Regions from separate parts of the Homo sapiens genome. Here region 2 is linked to region 1. Evidence: read pairs that join two places in POLR2A ChIA-PET (ENCODE). Cell type or tissue: MCF 10A. All regions are shown on one strand. Links, peaks and the distances in the headings refer to the core of each region. The heading gives the core; the rest is flanking DNA.

What was found. ChIA-PET counts read pairs that join two places held together with the same protein. Peaks named below come from ENCODE experiments on the same cell type or tissue, not always from the same donor. Only the 100,000 strongest peaks of a DNase experiment are listed, where the experiment ranks them.
Region 2: POLR2A ChIA-PET joins it to region 1 with 5 read pairs; 5 of 35 experiments call an interaction of 5 or more read pairs at or near these places.

Annotation. Positions count from the first base shown.
Region 1 is chr6:63,799,519-63,808,186 of GRCh38, forward strand. EYS (eyes shut homolog) reads right to left here. Exons shown (of 43, transcript NM_001142800.2): 37 at 6,672-6,854. It overlaps SCAT8 (S-phase cancer associated transcript 8), which reads left to right and starts at 7,318. Exons shown (of 2, transcript NR_157848.1): 1 at 7,318-7,368. RefSeq lists an enhancer at 628-697. In MCF 10A, for the core only: a CTCF peak has its summit at 3,288; DNase peaks (open chromatin) are centred at 3,283 and 4,973.
Region 2 is chr6:63,572,747-63,579,533 of GRCh38, forward strand. PTP4A1 (protein tyrosine phosphatase 4A1) reads left to right here. Exons shown (of 6, transcript NM_003463.5): 2 at 3,690-4,239; 3 at 5,691-5,783; 4 at 6,152-6,282; 5 at 6,511-6,585. The coding sequence starts at 4,135. It overlaps LOC128125822, which reads left to right. Exons shown (of 2, transcript NM_001415059.2): 2 at 3,690-6,787. The coding sequence ends at 3,785. It overlaps LOC124901228 (translation initiation factor IF-2-like), which reads right to left and starts at 822. Exons shown (of 2, transcript XM_047419610.1): 1 at 786-822; 2 at 1-684. The coding sequence starts at 822. It also overlaps a transcript of LGSN not described here. RefSeq lists enhancers at 1-193, 194-929, 866-1,235, 930-1,665 and a silencer at 196-325. In MCF 10A, for the core only: no CTCF peak of the experiment used is centred there; no DNase peak of the experiment used is centred there.

The sequences.
Region 1 (8,668 bases), core at 2,524-6,523:
GACTTTCAGTTAGTGAAATAATAAATAAACATGTAATTATTGATTTTTCACCAACTATCCAGCACAGGAATGATGCAGCTGGGAATCCAAAAGAAATGGAAAGAATTTATGATTAATCTTGTTGAGGGACAAGATTAAGATTATGAAATTGCTGCTATTCTAATGCTTTGATTTATGAAAATGGTACCTTCATATAATTCAAAGCAGTGATTGTAAATGACAAAACAGTATTTAATTAGATACCAAATTATAGGATAAAACCACAAGTGCTATGTAGGCTTTGTGTAGGTAGAATATAAGAGATCCAAGTTTGTCAGAGAACATTACATGAATGAGTAGGTACTGGGAGAGGTAAAGAGGACTAGGGCAGGAATTCCAGGCAAGAGGAAGCTTGACGGTGGACTGAACGAGAGCGATGGATCTCAGGTAGCATGAACTGGTTGTTTATGCACTGTTGGAGTCGAGAAGCTGAGCCTGGGCGGGGGAGAATGGAACAGCAAATATCAGCTGGGCTGCTGTAGCACTAATTGTGGAGGATTGCTCAAAGTGAAAGGGAAGGATGAGAAACACATTGGAGGATGTGTTCTGTTCTCTGACGGTTCTCACTGGATGAGATTTCTACTTTCTGACTTCCACGTTTTCTATCACTTACGTATATCTTTGCATTCAGTGCTATTTATATTCCAGATACGTATTAGACATTGTGATAGAGGTTGTGTGTGCCAGACATGGTTCCTGGTTTAGTGTTGTTAATTAACAAAACTTTAAGTACCTGTGTTTTGCTTTTCTAAATTGATTGTAAGTTTTACCACATCAGGGACCATGCATTTTTATATTCATTCTTTAAAAAACTGTTGAGTATTTATATGTGACAGCCACTATTGATATAAAAGGAATGTAGTGGTTCTGGTTTGCAAGATATCCAGATAGTTTTTAAAAGGTATGAGAATTGTTACCAATGAACTGCAGTGAGATTAATTGTTAAATTTTTCTGGAAGAGGCTGGGCGCGGAGTGGCTCACGCCTGTAATCCCAGCACTTTGGGCGGCTGAGGTGGGTGGATCACCTGAGGTCAGGAGTTCATGACCAGCCTGACCAACATGATGAAACCGCGTCTCTATTAAAAATACAAAAAAACCTAGCTGGGCGTGGTGGTGGGTGCCTGTAATCCCAGCTACTCAGAAGGCTGAGGCAGGAGAATCACTTGAACCTGGCAGATGGAGGTTGCAGTAAGCCAAGATCCTGCCACTGAACTCCAGCCTGGGTGACAGAGCGAGACTCCGTCTCAAAAAACAAACAAAAATTTCTGGAAGAGTTAAAGACTCAAAGAAGAATGATCTTTTGAGTTGAGACTTAAAGGGCAGTGTTTTGGAGGCATGCCTATGAAGCATGGGTGGCTCAGGAAGGTGGAACAGCCTGCACAGAAGTGGGGGACACAGTCACATGACACAGGATGTACACATGTGCTAATATTGCCAAGTATGGGGTGGAATGAAACCAAAGGAGATTGTGCAAATGGGTAGGGGCTTGATAAGTGTCTTTGTATATTATGCAGAGGAGCTTAGGTGGTATGCTATGATGAAACATGTTGATTAGCTAAGAAATGTTTGGACTTGTATGTTAGAACCATCCCATGTAACAAAGAGGAGAATAGAGGGGAAGAAGGACATGACTGAGCGGAGAGACTAGAAATGAGGCTATTGCTATTGCAATAGTGTGTGACAGAGAAGCCAGGAGCAATGAGAATAGAAAGAAGGAGAAAAAAACAAAAAGTAACTGGAAAGTAAAATGGAGAGATCTTGTGTTTCATAGAACATGGGGGATGAAATGGAGAGAGACCAGGACCTCGTCTGTCTTGTTAATAACTGCTTCCCCAGCACCTAAAAGAAGGCCTTATCTAGGTGCCCAACCAATATTTGTCCAAATGAATGAAAGGGAAAAATTGAGATGATTCCTGGGTTTCTGGCTGAAGCAGAATGTTTATAACAGTTACCAACAGAAGGGATACAGGAGGGGAAGTCATGTATTCATCTGTGGACTACTGTGGGATATATAGGGTGGGTTCTAGAAGAGCCAGTCTCTAAGATGTACATTACAAGAGAGTGGAGGGCAGGAAAGGAAGAGAAGCTAATGAAGAAAACACCAAATATGACTGCAGAAGCATAGGAAGAGGCTTAGGTTAGGTAAAAATCATAAGTCAAAGGGACATTTTCATGATGAAGTGTTTGACAGGATATTTCCAGAGAGCTCAATGGTGGTGGCAGTATTTGGTGGCAGTATTTGCAAAATGAGTGTTCAGCTTTGAAAGACTCAGAGAAGACTATCATCAGTGTTGTCCCCTTGCTTTTTTATGGACATATCAGAAATTAGAGGTTGGCTTACTCAAGTTATTTTATAAACTCTGGGACTTTGTGCATCTCTTCACCTGAGGAAGATAAAGGCAGCATATGGTATGGTGATTTTTATAGTAACAACCAATATGTAGGTTAAAGATCAATATTACTAGGCAATAACATCTAAATGTATATGTACTACTATAATAACATTGACTTGGGTCATTTCTTCTATAGAATAGATAATTGTAAATTGTATGGTTAATAATAACGATATGTTTTAAAAGACTCACTTCTTTAATTCATAGCTTTATGCTATATAAATTGATGAATAATCCCTATATATGATATTATGGCCAATAATTACATACCTTAGTCCATACTTGCATGTGGTCTAATTTAGCTGGCTCCTGGAGATTTTCAGTAGTTGCCTTCAAATATTACTTGCATAAGGAGGGGAAGAGGAGGGAGAGCATTAGGACAAATACCTAATGCATGCGGGGCTTAAAACCTAGATGACAGATTGATAGATGCAGCAAACTACCATGGCACATGTATACCTATGTAACAAACCTGCACGTTCTGCACATGCATCCCAGAACTTAAAGTAAAATTAAAAAAAAAAACAAATATTAGTTGCATAAAAAGCACCTAAGATTCTTGATAAAATTTTATTTTATTTTATTCTAATTTTTGATTCAAGAAGGCCTGGGAACTAGAGTTTTAACAAGCACATTCATGTTATTTTAATATATGTGTGAAGAGCTCTTATTTGGAGAAACTCTATCTTAAATCATTACACAATATGTATATATTCAATATACATGATTCAATATATTGTATATTGAAACATCACGTTATACCCCATAAATATGTACAATTATTGTGTCCATTTAAAGAAAAAGCTCTTTAGTATGATTTGTATTTTTCAGCTGGTCTTCTTGCTCCCTCATGTGGTGCAATGTGCAACTGTATGTTTTAGAGCTCTCATTTTCAGTTTTTAGAAAATGAACTTCACAGTTTATCAATCTGTTATCTAACCTTTATTTAACCATGCAATAAACCTATAAATGCAAATGTAGAATTAGCATTAATTCCTCTGCATACAAAGCAAAATACTAGAGAGGACTAGAAAATGTCACATGTAAGATTTCACAATTTAGAAATGAGGTGGCTAAAACATTGCTTTATATTTTTTATGTGTGTGTTAAAGATTTTGAAGGAGAATTTGGTAGATGCGTACTAAAGGGTTTTGGTGGCAGTATTTCAGTATCATGGTCCAGGTGTTTGTCTTTTGCTTGGGTTCTCCCTATTTGACTCTATCAGGATTTAGAATATCTGTTTTGAAACAAGACAGACCTAGGGTCTGCAATATTCATTTGAAGTTTTCATTTGCCAGGCTTTTTTTTTTTTCAAATCAGAAGGGTTTAATTGATAAATATATGATAAGTGGTGTGCAGAGTAAAGGGTTAGGAGTAGGAATTCTTTATTTCCCTTCCTGCGCTATAGTGGGCACATTCATAGATATTTATTAAAACCATTGGAGAGAAGCTTTGTGGGTGATACAGTGATAAATCACCATTTCTATAAGTGAGAAGAGAAATTTAGAACTTTGCAGCCAGCCAAAGCCTGTAACAAAGGCTCCACATCCTAATGCAGAACAGGCTGTCCATGCTCAGACAAAGGGGAATTGATGGAAGAGTTGCGAGGAGGGGAACCGCTGGGGAAATACTAATAGAGGACATAGCATTTGAACTGAGAATCCCTAAGAATGACCACTCTTTAGGAATCCTTGTGAAGCTCTGTTGTGGACTTATATCTCATGCAATTATTTGTTCTTATTGTGGTTATTTTATTCATTCATTAAATACTGATTATGGTCAGACACTGGGCTAAGCATGGGTGTATAAAGTTGAACAGGGCTGACTTGATCTCTTTCTATGTAAAGCTCCCATTCTGTTAGTGAAAACAGACAAGAAACAACTATATTAAAAATAAATAAAAGGATACTAAATTAAAGTAATGGCAATGAAGGAAGTAAATAAGAAGCTGAGGTAGAGAATAACTTGGATGGGGTGGGACAAGACTTACTTTGGTGAAGGTGGCTACAGAAGGCCCTTTTGAGAAAAGATACACTACCGTGTTTATTGAGTACAATGATTTTTTTTCTTTTTCTTTTTCTTGAGACAGAGTTTTGCTCTTGTTGCCCAGGCTGGAGTGCAACACTGCAATCTCGGCTCACTGCAACCTCCGCCTCCTGGGTTCAAGCGATTCTCATGCCTCAGCCTCCCAAGTAGCTAGGATTACAGGTGTGCACCACCATGCCTGGCTAATTTTGTATTTTTAGTAGAGACGGGGTTTCTCCATGTTGGTCAGGCTGCTCTCAAACTCCTGACCTCAGGTGATCCACCCACCTTGGCCTCCCAAAGTGCTGGGATTACAGGCGTGAGTCACCGCGCCTGGCCGAGTCCAACAATATTTTAAGAGCTTCCCATGTATTAAGTTCGTTATTCCTCACAACGCTGTAAGGAAATACACTGTTACTATACTCATTTGATAGGTTAGAAAATAGAGGCACAAAGACATTAAGTAACTTGACACATAATTTGCACATGGTGGAGACTGATTCATGTCTACATCACCAGTCTCTAGAGCCTGCTCCCTTGACCACTATGATAGCTATTTCCTGTCAAGGCTGAGGAAAAAGCATGCACCAAACCTCTGAGACAGGAAAGCACTTGGTGGTTAAGGCACTGGAAGAAGAGCTGTAGGAGAAAAGCACAGAGATAGTGAGAGTGGCCTGGTTGTGTTCAGAGATGCAGACTGGGATCTGATCCTGAAGGCCCTTTGAGAACATGATAAGGAGGTTTGGATTGCATTCTAAGTGCAGTAAAAAGCCACAGATGGGTTTTAAACAAGGTTCAGACATGATCTAATAAACCTTTTAAGAGGCTAACTCTTATTACAATGTGGATAATTAATTGCAGGCAGGAAATCAGTAGGGAGACCAGTCAGGAAGAGGTCATGAGGTTTCAGCATAGGGATGGGGAAGAGATTCAAACAAATTTTGGAGGTAGAATGAATAGTACTTTACATGATAGAGTACCCCATCCTAGCAGACATGGTGGGAGTCTGAAATACCACATTTCATTTGGGGTGTAGGCTCCTTTCAGACATATGCTGATACAGAAAAGAGTGTTTGGTATTAAGAGACAGTCACTGATTGAGTTGAAAAAAACAGAATATGTTATTTACCCTAGCACCGTAGAACCACTGACAGCTGAGAGAAAGGTCTTTTTCTGTTACAATATGTTGATCTCACAGATGAAAACACTGAACTCAGAGAAGTTAGGTGATTAATTGCTTAACTGTTGATTGCAGACTTAAAAGTAAAACATAGGTAATTTTCCTTGACTTAGCACATGCATAACTAGTTTCTACTTAAGAGAGACAAATGTAAGTTATAAGTTGATTTCCCACCAATTCCAGGGCACTAGAGTACTTTGTTACAGGCTGAGTACTTTCTTAATTTCTTGCTCCTTTAATTTAGAATGGTTTTCTTTGAGGGCAACAACCATTTCCATTTTATAACACATGGAAAAATGAGAATTTCCCTTCTCTCTTCAGACATGGAAACAGAAAGAAACAGAGGAAAGGACAAATCAATAAACTTACTTCCCATGTGACTTGGTCACCTTCCCTGTCCTCATGTTTGCCTGTAGGAATTTTTTCTTTTGATTATGAAAGGTAGCTGATATGGTTAGGTTTTGTGTTCCCACGCAAACCTCATCTTGAATTGTAATCCCCATAATCCCCAGGTGTCAAGGGAGAGACCAGGTGGAGGTAATTAAATCATGGGGGTGGTTTTCCTCATGCGTTCTCGTGATAGTGAGTGAGTTCTCAGGAGATCTGATGGTTTTATAAGGAGAAATTCTCCCCTTTACTAGGCACGTCTTCCTGCTGCCTTGTGAAGAAAGTACTCTGCTTCCTCTTCCCCTTCCACCATGCTTGTAAATTTCCGGAGGCCTCCCCAGCCATGCTGAACAGTGAGTCAATTAAACTTCTTTCCTTTGTAAATTACCCAGTCTCTGGCAGTTCTTTACAGCAGCATGAAAACTGACTAATACAGTAGCCCTGATGCAAAGTAGAGCTTCAGAAAGGATCAGGGAACTGCTAAGTACTTTGGACTACAGCGAACATGCTCAAGGCAGAAAACAGGAGGAGGCTGCATCTAGGCAAAGGTCTTTTTTTTACCACAGCCAATTAGAGTGTCCCTGAGGAATCTCTAAAGTATTCTTAAAGGAGCGAGGCAAGTCCTAGAGGGTTCAGTTAATCTTACCATGGCCTTTCTGTCCAGTAAAAAATATCAAGTTATTTTGCAGTGCTGAGTGGTTGTTTGCCAGCTGAAACTTCAGGTGGAATTCATAATGGAAGCTGATGTCTGAGATCCGTGAATAAGCCAGGAATGAGGTGTATCCAAAGGCATCTGTGCCACTGAACCTTGGCTGAGTAATATTAATAGCTGTGAAAAAACCCAAACCAAACAGTTAAAATAAACCTGTACATGTATTTGTAAAGTGAGGGTTACGTTTTGCTGATGCATCTGGCCAGATAGTCTGTTTACTATTACATTAATTATACTTTAGTGCCCTTCAGCATTGAGCAACTAAGTGACTCAACAGGAAATTTCAAAACCAGAACAAAGGAAATGCAGTGTTTTGAGATCTTCTATATAATCCTTTCACTAGCATACTCTTTCTACATAATGGATAATTTACTTAAAAAGCAAACCCCTATATTTTGAAACTTAATTTTAGAAATAGAAAAGATTACTGGCAGCCAAACAAAGTATTTACTCAGGTGCCTCGTAAACATGATTTGGCATCCAAAACCTGGATATGACTTAGAGAGGAGCTCACACCTTTGAACAAACTGTGCTTTTCTAATCCTGCACCTTTATCTGAGCCAAAGCCCCAGGTCAGGGCTAGGAAAGTCAAGAAATAGGAAGGAAATCGGTCAGTTTTCTATCATCATTGGTGAGTGACCAGAGCTTTTCTTTAAGTAAAAATAATTGTCTAAAAGAAATGTTCATTATTTCTTTGCTGAGATGCTTCTTAAGTAATAAAAACATGGAATTCAATTGGTGTGAAAGTGTAGGGAGATTTATTAAAAACAGGAAATGGTAAAATTAGATGAAGTTCAAGGGCCAGTGTGAACAAAATAGAATTTAACTGAGGGTTGCTTCTTGTATCGAACTCTTCTCTTTCATTGTACTGTTTCCTTCATAAGTCTCCACTGGTTTTTTAAATCTCCTTACCCAAAGAGGACAACAGAAAATAGAAAGGGGATTTTGACACCCCATTCCTGTCTTTTATGGATGATGTCACCAGATTAAGGGATGTTCCTAGGATCTATTTTTATTGGTTGGGGACAGCTCGGTTGAGGAAATAAGAGCTTATGTTGTTTCCTTCTCAAGAGATGTTGGAACTCCAGGGAAGCTGTAAAATTAGAATTTTTACAAGCCTTAAGAAATATACTCACTCTGGTATGTAACACTTAAAAGAGCTTCTTATGTCTGTTTATAATTGTGTATACAGCAAATAATTTAGGAAAAATGATGCTTATTATCAAAGGCTTGTATATCTTTGTTTTATATGACTATTAAACTAAGATATTTGTGTGAATAAACTGAATACTTTGTTTTGATATTTTATTAAAATCTTATCAGTTTATTATGACTATTAAACTAAGATATTTGTGTGAAGCTGAATACTTTGTTTTGATATTTTATTAAAATCTTATCAGTTTATTCCCTGGGATGTGTGGCATAGGTTAAATGTAATTTTCTCAAAACTCACCAGAATGTGAAGTAGGGACTTTTGAGACATATTGCTTCTTATACTTATTTTTTAATCTAATGAAAACTTTATAATTTGTGTCCCTGAGATAATAACACTCTCAGGTATATCACTTTCAGTAGTACTATGGGGAGGGTGATTGAGGGAAATGAAATGTACTGGAGTTGAAACAGAATAAAAATACTGACCATCATTCAATGTTGGCATTAAAAACTATGAAAATAGAATTCAGTTAAATTTAATACTAAAATAGAAAAGGAATGACTATCTTTTGCTTTTAATATTTCTTCCTGTTAATAATTTACAACTGAGTCTACCTAAAGGTTACATTTAGGCTAGATTGACAAATACGTATCTCATATATATGGTATTTTACTGTCAGAACCTGTGCTAGATGCTGGTGACACAAAGATAAAAAAGCACTAGTCACTCAAGGGATTAGTGTGAAGTCAATACATTTATTCAGCTGAACTGGACT
Region 2 (6,787 bases), core at 2,330-6,329, 230 kb before region 1:
CGGGCTGGGAATCCACGACCGGCCCCCCATCCCCGCTGTCGCCTTTGTTCGGAGCCCGGCGTCTCCTCCAGGTTGCCCCGGGTTGCGGTTCCGGTGGGTCCCGGGTGGGAGCGGGCGGGTTATGGCCCTGTGGCCGGCCGATTGCGGCCGGCTGTGCGGAGGCAGATGCCGGGCCCCTCGGGGCTGCGGGGTGGCGGTTGGCCGCCGGAGGCACCGGCTTTTGAGTCCCTCCCGAGCCCGGAGCGACGGGGGCGGCGCGGTCCGGCTTCTGCGGCGGCCGGGGGCAGTTTCGGCTTCCGCAGCGGGCCGGGTGGGTGGCACAAAAGCCGCTTTGTGACCGCCGCCTCCGCCCTTGGCCCTTTGGTCTGGCGCGACCCGTCCGGGCATGGCAGGCTCCGCGGCGTCCCGGGGCCTCTTTGTTCGGCCGGAGGAGAGTGGCTGCACTGGGAGCGGGAGACGTGGCCCGGGGTGGGGCGAGGGCTGCGCGTGTCACTGCGGAGCCGGATACGGGGAGGGCGCGGCGGTGGCGGGTTCGCCTCCAGATCCGGGCGGGCGTGGGGTAGGCCGGACAGCCAGGCACGGGTGGTAACGATCTGGTTCCAGAGCTTCTCGGAGCTCCGGGGTGGGCGCGGGACAGCCACTGGGTGCAGCTACACTCTTGTGCTCGACGGCCGGGACCCGAGCCTCAGACAAAATGGCCTCGGCGCCCGCGCCTGACTGAAGGCGCGGCGCGAACCCGTGATTGCGGCGCGGAGAGGGGGCGCAGCGGGCGTGCTCGGGCGCACACAGCCGCGTGCGCGGGGCGGCGGCCCTCTGGGGCATTCCGCGAGCTGCACCCCTGCCCGGGCCAGAGTGGGGTTCTGCTAGGTGAGAACTTCGGCCGTCCGCCCCGCCCTCCTCCCAGGCTCCACCTGGTAATTCGAGCTGTTCCGGATTTATCGCCCCACCTCGGGCTCGTGATAATGGGAACAAGTCTAGTCTTGTCCTTTCTCTGGGCCAGTCGTCGAGAAATGGCCTGGTTCGGAGCGTCTTGGAAACTGACAGGGCTACTGTTAGTTACACTGACGCGAAGGACTTCCCGTCCGGGCACCAGCATACATTTCCCCTGCCAATTTTGGAAGGGCCCTGGATGGCGCCTTTTAATCGGGGACTGTTTAGAACTATCCCTGAGCTCTGTGGTGTAATATGTTGTTGCCTCCTGTTGGTTTGTGGCAGCAGTAGCCAACCAGAGACGGAATTCTGAGGGTTTTTTATCTTCTGTCCGCGGAGCCCCCTACCAGTCCACGAGTATTAAGTTATTTACACTACGATTGGAACTGTTGACCTGCCCGACATCTAGATCCTGAGGCAGTGCTTCCTGTTACTCAGTCAGTTGAAAACTAGAAAACTAAATCATTCCCAAGAGTGAGCAGCATTTTACACATGCTTTCTTAGGTGCCCTAAGACCTAAATAGATGTGGAACAGACTATACAACGAATTGTTTGTGACAAAGGAGTTACACACATTAATTGGCTTGACTCTGCAGTATAATAATGATTTAAGCTTCTGCACAGAGATTACTCTTTCCTCCTCTCCCTTCTTGTATATGATTGTGATTATAATGCAACTGATAGGTGGGAGGGAAAAAATCCCCATTATGGATAGTTTTTCCTGTGGGTAGGAGATTGGGAATGGAGGAGTGTCTTGGGCGGAACAGAAATCTATCGGTGGCCACCACTGCTTTAACAGACGAGTCCCCCCATCCACTAGGTGGCTCCACTCAGTAAAAATAACCATTTCAGGAAGGGAATTCTTAATATAGTTCTTTCTCTGCTTCCTGATGAAAGTGCTTACTTACATGAAGGGATATGGCCAGACTAGGTTGTAGCCGACAGGAGTTTTAGCTATTAAATATGGAAATAGTGGTGTGAAATACTGCCTCAAATTAGCTTTTAATTGAAAAAAAGGTAATACCTAGAAATTAGAATACTGTGATGAGTCATTATAAAGCTTTTAAAGATCATTGTATGTCATTGGGAAAGTGTCAGAATACACTTTTTATTCTACGGAGGTTGTATTTAGAATTTGGGGTGAAAGTATAATGAAATTATTTTCAGATTACTACAATCTGTATTCACTGTAACTGTGATGGCTTTGTAATTTAGACACTTAATTTTTTAACCCAGCTGACCAACTAGGTGAAGTAACCTCTGAGGGCTTGTTTGAACAAACTTGTGATAATGAAAGTTACCTTTTTTATGGGACCTTTTGATAAATGATTGTTAATGCTAGTTGTATGTTTTACCAGAAAAGTAGACTGGGTTTTTGACTTGATGTTTTCTGCAGTAATCATCATAAGAATTATTCTTCAAAATTTAGCAAAGTTCTAGAAACTATAACTAGCATGGGACTATTTAAAGGTGTAAAATGGAAATGGGAGCAGATCGTTTGAATTTTAATTTTAAGACTTCAAATGCTTAAATTTAAGCATGGAAACTAATGGAACCTTTTGTTAAAACACTTTGGTAATGAGAGTACACATGAAGTGCTTGAGGCAGTGACTATGAATTACTGCTCTTGTTAACCTGTTATTAATACTTTCCTTAGTGCCCTCTTTACTCCCGAGTACACAAGTACCTTATAAACTATTTGGAAGAAGACTGATTATTAACATCAGTGTCTTCCATGTACATATTTTAAAAATATGCTGTGACTATTGGTTTAATGTTTGATATTGGCATAAAAATGGTTTAGTTCTTAAGGGGGAACTTAGAGAAAATATAAATACATTCATATTTGTTTATATTTATTGGTTACAGTAGTTACCTTGCTTTTGAGACCTGCCACTTCCACCTTCAACATCCCTTTGTCCGCCTTCTCTGAGTTGGATTTCAGTTTTGAGTTGTATATGTGAAATTTTGGTTTTAAAATACAAAAGAACATTATTAAAATTATGAATATTTTCTTTACAGTTATAAATGAGAGTTGTTTCCTTTTTAGATTCATAAGCATACATTCTTATGATATTTCACATAACAAGTTGATTTTCAGAGACTCATTTTCCTCGTCTTCAGTTTAATGGGAATGATAACAGATTGTTAAGGATAAAGTGAGATTCTAAATATAGGACTTAAATCAGTCTAAGAAAAGGATATAAAAGCATAAAGTTGGAAAAGAACTTAGATGTTTCAGTTTATGAGTTAAGTAAATTATGCAAGACTAATAACTTCAGAGTTATCTGGAGTTTGTATTAATGTGTAAAAATGTTTTTGTTAGTTGGAAAAATCAACATAAAGTGTATGTAATTACAATGTAAAGAAAACAACTATCGAAAGGGATAATTATTAGAATCATATAATTATATATTATATATAGATAGTATATATACAGAGAATATAACTAGATAGAATATATATGAATATATATATGAATTTCACAAAAATGTAACAATGGGTTTGGTTTTTTTTTCTGAGGAATCTTGGTAATAGATCATGGATTTCAGTTTAATCTATCTGACTGCTTGTTTTATGCTGATTGATTTAATCTGTACTCACCCCTTGAGTTTTGCAATTCAAGTAAAAGTCGATGAAGCGGCTCAGGCCCTGCTTTAGAAAAATAGTTGTGTACTTAAATAGTGTAAAACCCTAATGTATTTCTTTTGAATTGGAAAATAACTTATTCTCTCTTTCTGTCTTTTTCTTTTAAACAGCAATTCTGTGGTGTTCTTGGTCACACATTTATGGAGTTTCTGAAGGGCAGTGGAGATTACTGCCAGGCACAGCACGACCTCTATGCAGACAAGTGAACTGTAGAAACTGATTACTGCTCCACCAAGAAGCCCCCATAAGAGTGGTTATCCTGGACACAGAAGTGTTGAATTGAAATCCACAGAGCATTTTACAAGAGTTCTGACCTGGATGGGGTAAACCTCAGTGCACTTCTTTTCTGTTGGCCTCAGTATTACTGGATTGAAGAATTGCTGCTTCTTGTTAGGAGGTTCATTTCACTTATCATTACTTACAACTTCATACTCAAAGCACTGAGAATTTCAAGTGGAGTATATTGAAGTAGACTTCAGTTTCTTTGCATCATTTCTGTATTCAATTTTTTTAATTATTTCATAACCCTATTGAGTGTTTTTTAACTAAATTAACATGGCTCGAATGAACCGCCCAGCTCCTGTGGAAGTCACATACAAGAACATGAGATTTCTTATTACACACAATCCAACCAATGCGACCTTAAACAAATTTATAGAGGTAAGATTTGATATGTTTTAGTAGCTTAAATTGATTGCAATATAATAGTGGGACTTATAGCTAACAAAATAAAAACTACTTTGGAAAAAATGAGATGATATACCTACAATTCCAGTTCCCAGAAATAAATGTCAATGTCTTCTATAGGTTAGAGGTATATTTGTACATTTTGAGAAGGGCATGTGCTTGAGTTAATAGTTATTGTACCTGAGTTTGCTTGAATTGGTATGTGGACAGTAAAACAGTATAGCTCTTACTTATCTTGTAAGAAATTTACATGGGAAAGGTTGCCATTTATGGATTTTTTATATATCTGCTTAACCTAATGACTAATGCCATAAACCAGTTGGTTTTTCTTGAACCCCATCTGATGCTTAGAATCCAATTTTCAACTACAAATTCTGTTCCTTCCTAATGGTAGCTATGTAGCCAAAACTCTACCTGCCTCTTTTTACTAGGAGAAAGGAATTGAATGCTGAATAATATATCGGGATGTGCACATGTTTTATTTTATAAATACCTACAGTTGTTAAGAAATAGCAAATAGGCCTCTCAGAACATAATGGAAATACTTTTTTTTCCTTTTTTTGAGATGGAGTCTCGTTCTGTCACCCAGGCTGGAGTGCAGTGGCATGATCTCAGCCCACTGCAACCTCTGCCTCCCGGGTTCAAGCAATTCTCCTGCCTCAGCCTCCCAAGTAGCTGAGACTACAGGCGTACGCCACCTTGCCCAGCTAATTTTTGTATTTTTAGATGTAGTTTCACCATATTGGCCAGGCTGGTCTCGAACTCCTGACCTCAGGTGAGCCACCACGCCTGGCTGGGAAATACTTTAATGGTACTTTAATTTTTATTACTATATATTATATATACACTAATATATACTATATAGTGTATATAATAGTATATTATATTAGTAATATGTAATTAGTAATAATGCATTTTGAAGCCTGTAGTTTTAAATGGTATGTGGGCTTTTTTACTGTAGTTAAGACTTCATTCAATGTAAATCAGTAAAGTTTAAGGAGTGAGTATAATTGAGTGAAGTCAGATTACCCGATTAGTTATAAATAATGCCTTTAGTTACATTTACCTTTGTCTGCATTGCTGCTAGCCCCTTTTGGTTAATGTTTCATCCCAATCCGGTATTACCATGACTGTAAACAACTTCAGTGTATGAAGGGGGCACACAATTTAAACAAAAGAAGGAAAACTTTTCCAGTTTATTAAAAATATGTATGGTATTTAATATTCACTTTTCTTTTTATATTCTAGCATTGTCACTTAAAACAAAATTTGCTTTTGTGTTAAACATAAATGGATTCTAGCATTCTTTAAATGATCTTCTGTTAACCAGCATACTTACTGATCAGAGATGATCAGAATATAAAATGTTGAGTTATAGTGATGTGGTTAAACATTAAGATTTTTTTAATGTACGTTTTATCCAGGAACTTAAGAAGTATGGAGTTACCACAATAGTAAGAGTATGTGAAGCAACTTATGACACTACTCTTGTGGAGAAAGAAGGTATCCATGTTCTTGTAAGTATTTAACAGTTCTTATGGGTTTATGGTGCTGTGCTACAAAAGTTTATTCAAATAGTAAATTCAAATAAATATCTATTTAAGTCATAAATAGACCTCAAAAAGCTAAAAACAAATATTATATTATTGTGCAGAATCTTAATTTCTAAATAAAGGTGAAAAGCTAAGCAAGGATTTGAAGTTGTGAAACATTTTTGTAAAGATTGAGCATTTAGTCACATTTGGTAGACAACAGGGTTTAATAAGATTTGATTAAACATTAAAATGAGAATGCTTTTGAAAACATTTCCATGTTAGAAATTTAGAATTATTACTACAGTGTTTATATTAATGATCTAAAATGTTTAAATATTCTTCTGACTTAGGATTGGCCTTTTGATGATGGTGCACCACCATCCAACCAGATTGTTGATGACTGGTTAAGTCTTGTGAAAATTAAGTTTCGTGAAGAACCTGGTTGTTGTATTGCTGTTCATTGCGTTGCAGGCCTTGGGAGGTAAATGAATTTATCAATTTGATTCTAGGTAAAAATCTATTGATAATGAAAATACAGAAACTTGAAAAATTCTTATAATTTTTTAATATAAAGTCAACATTTGTCATAGGTATTACTTAAATAGGAAGGGTGGTAGATAATACTTCTGAGTTGGGGAATGTTTGGAGAAATAAATTTACAAAGATCTGATTTTGAAAAAACTATTTATCAAAATTCTTACCTCACCAGAGCTCCAGTACTTGTTGCCCTAGCATTAATTGAAGGTGGAATGAAATACGAAGATGCAGTACAATTCATAAGACAGTAAGTAATGGATTCTCTTTTCATTTGTACTCTCTTTCATTTCCTTGTTGAGTGTCAGTGAGTTTAATAGTCTAATAGCCCATTTAATCATTATGATTATTTTTTGAGATAGTATTAAAACCAGGAAATCAAGATCTTACATTCTTTTTTGCATTTCATGCAGTTGCTCATATTACTAAGATTCTAATCCAACAAGAGTTTT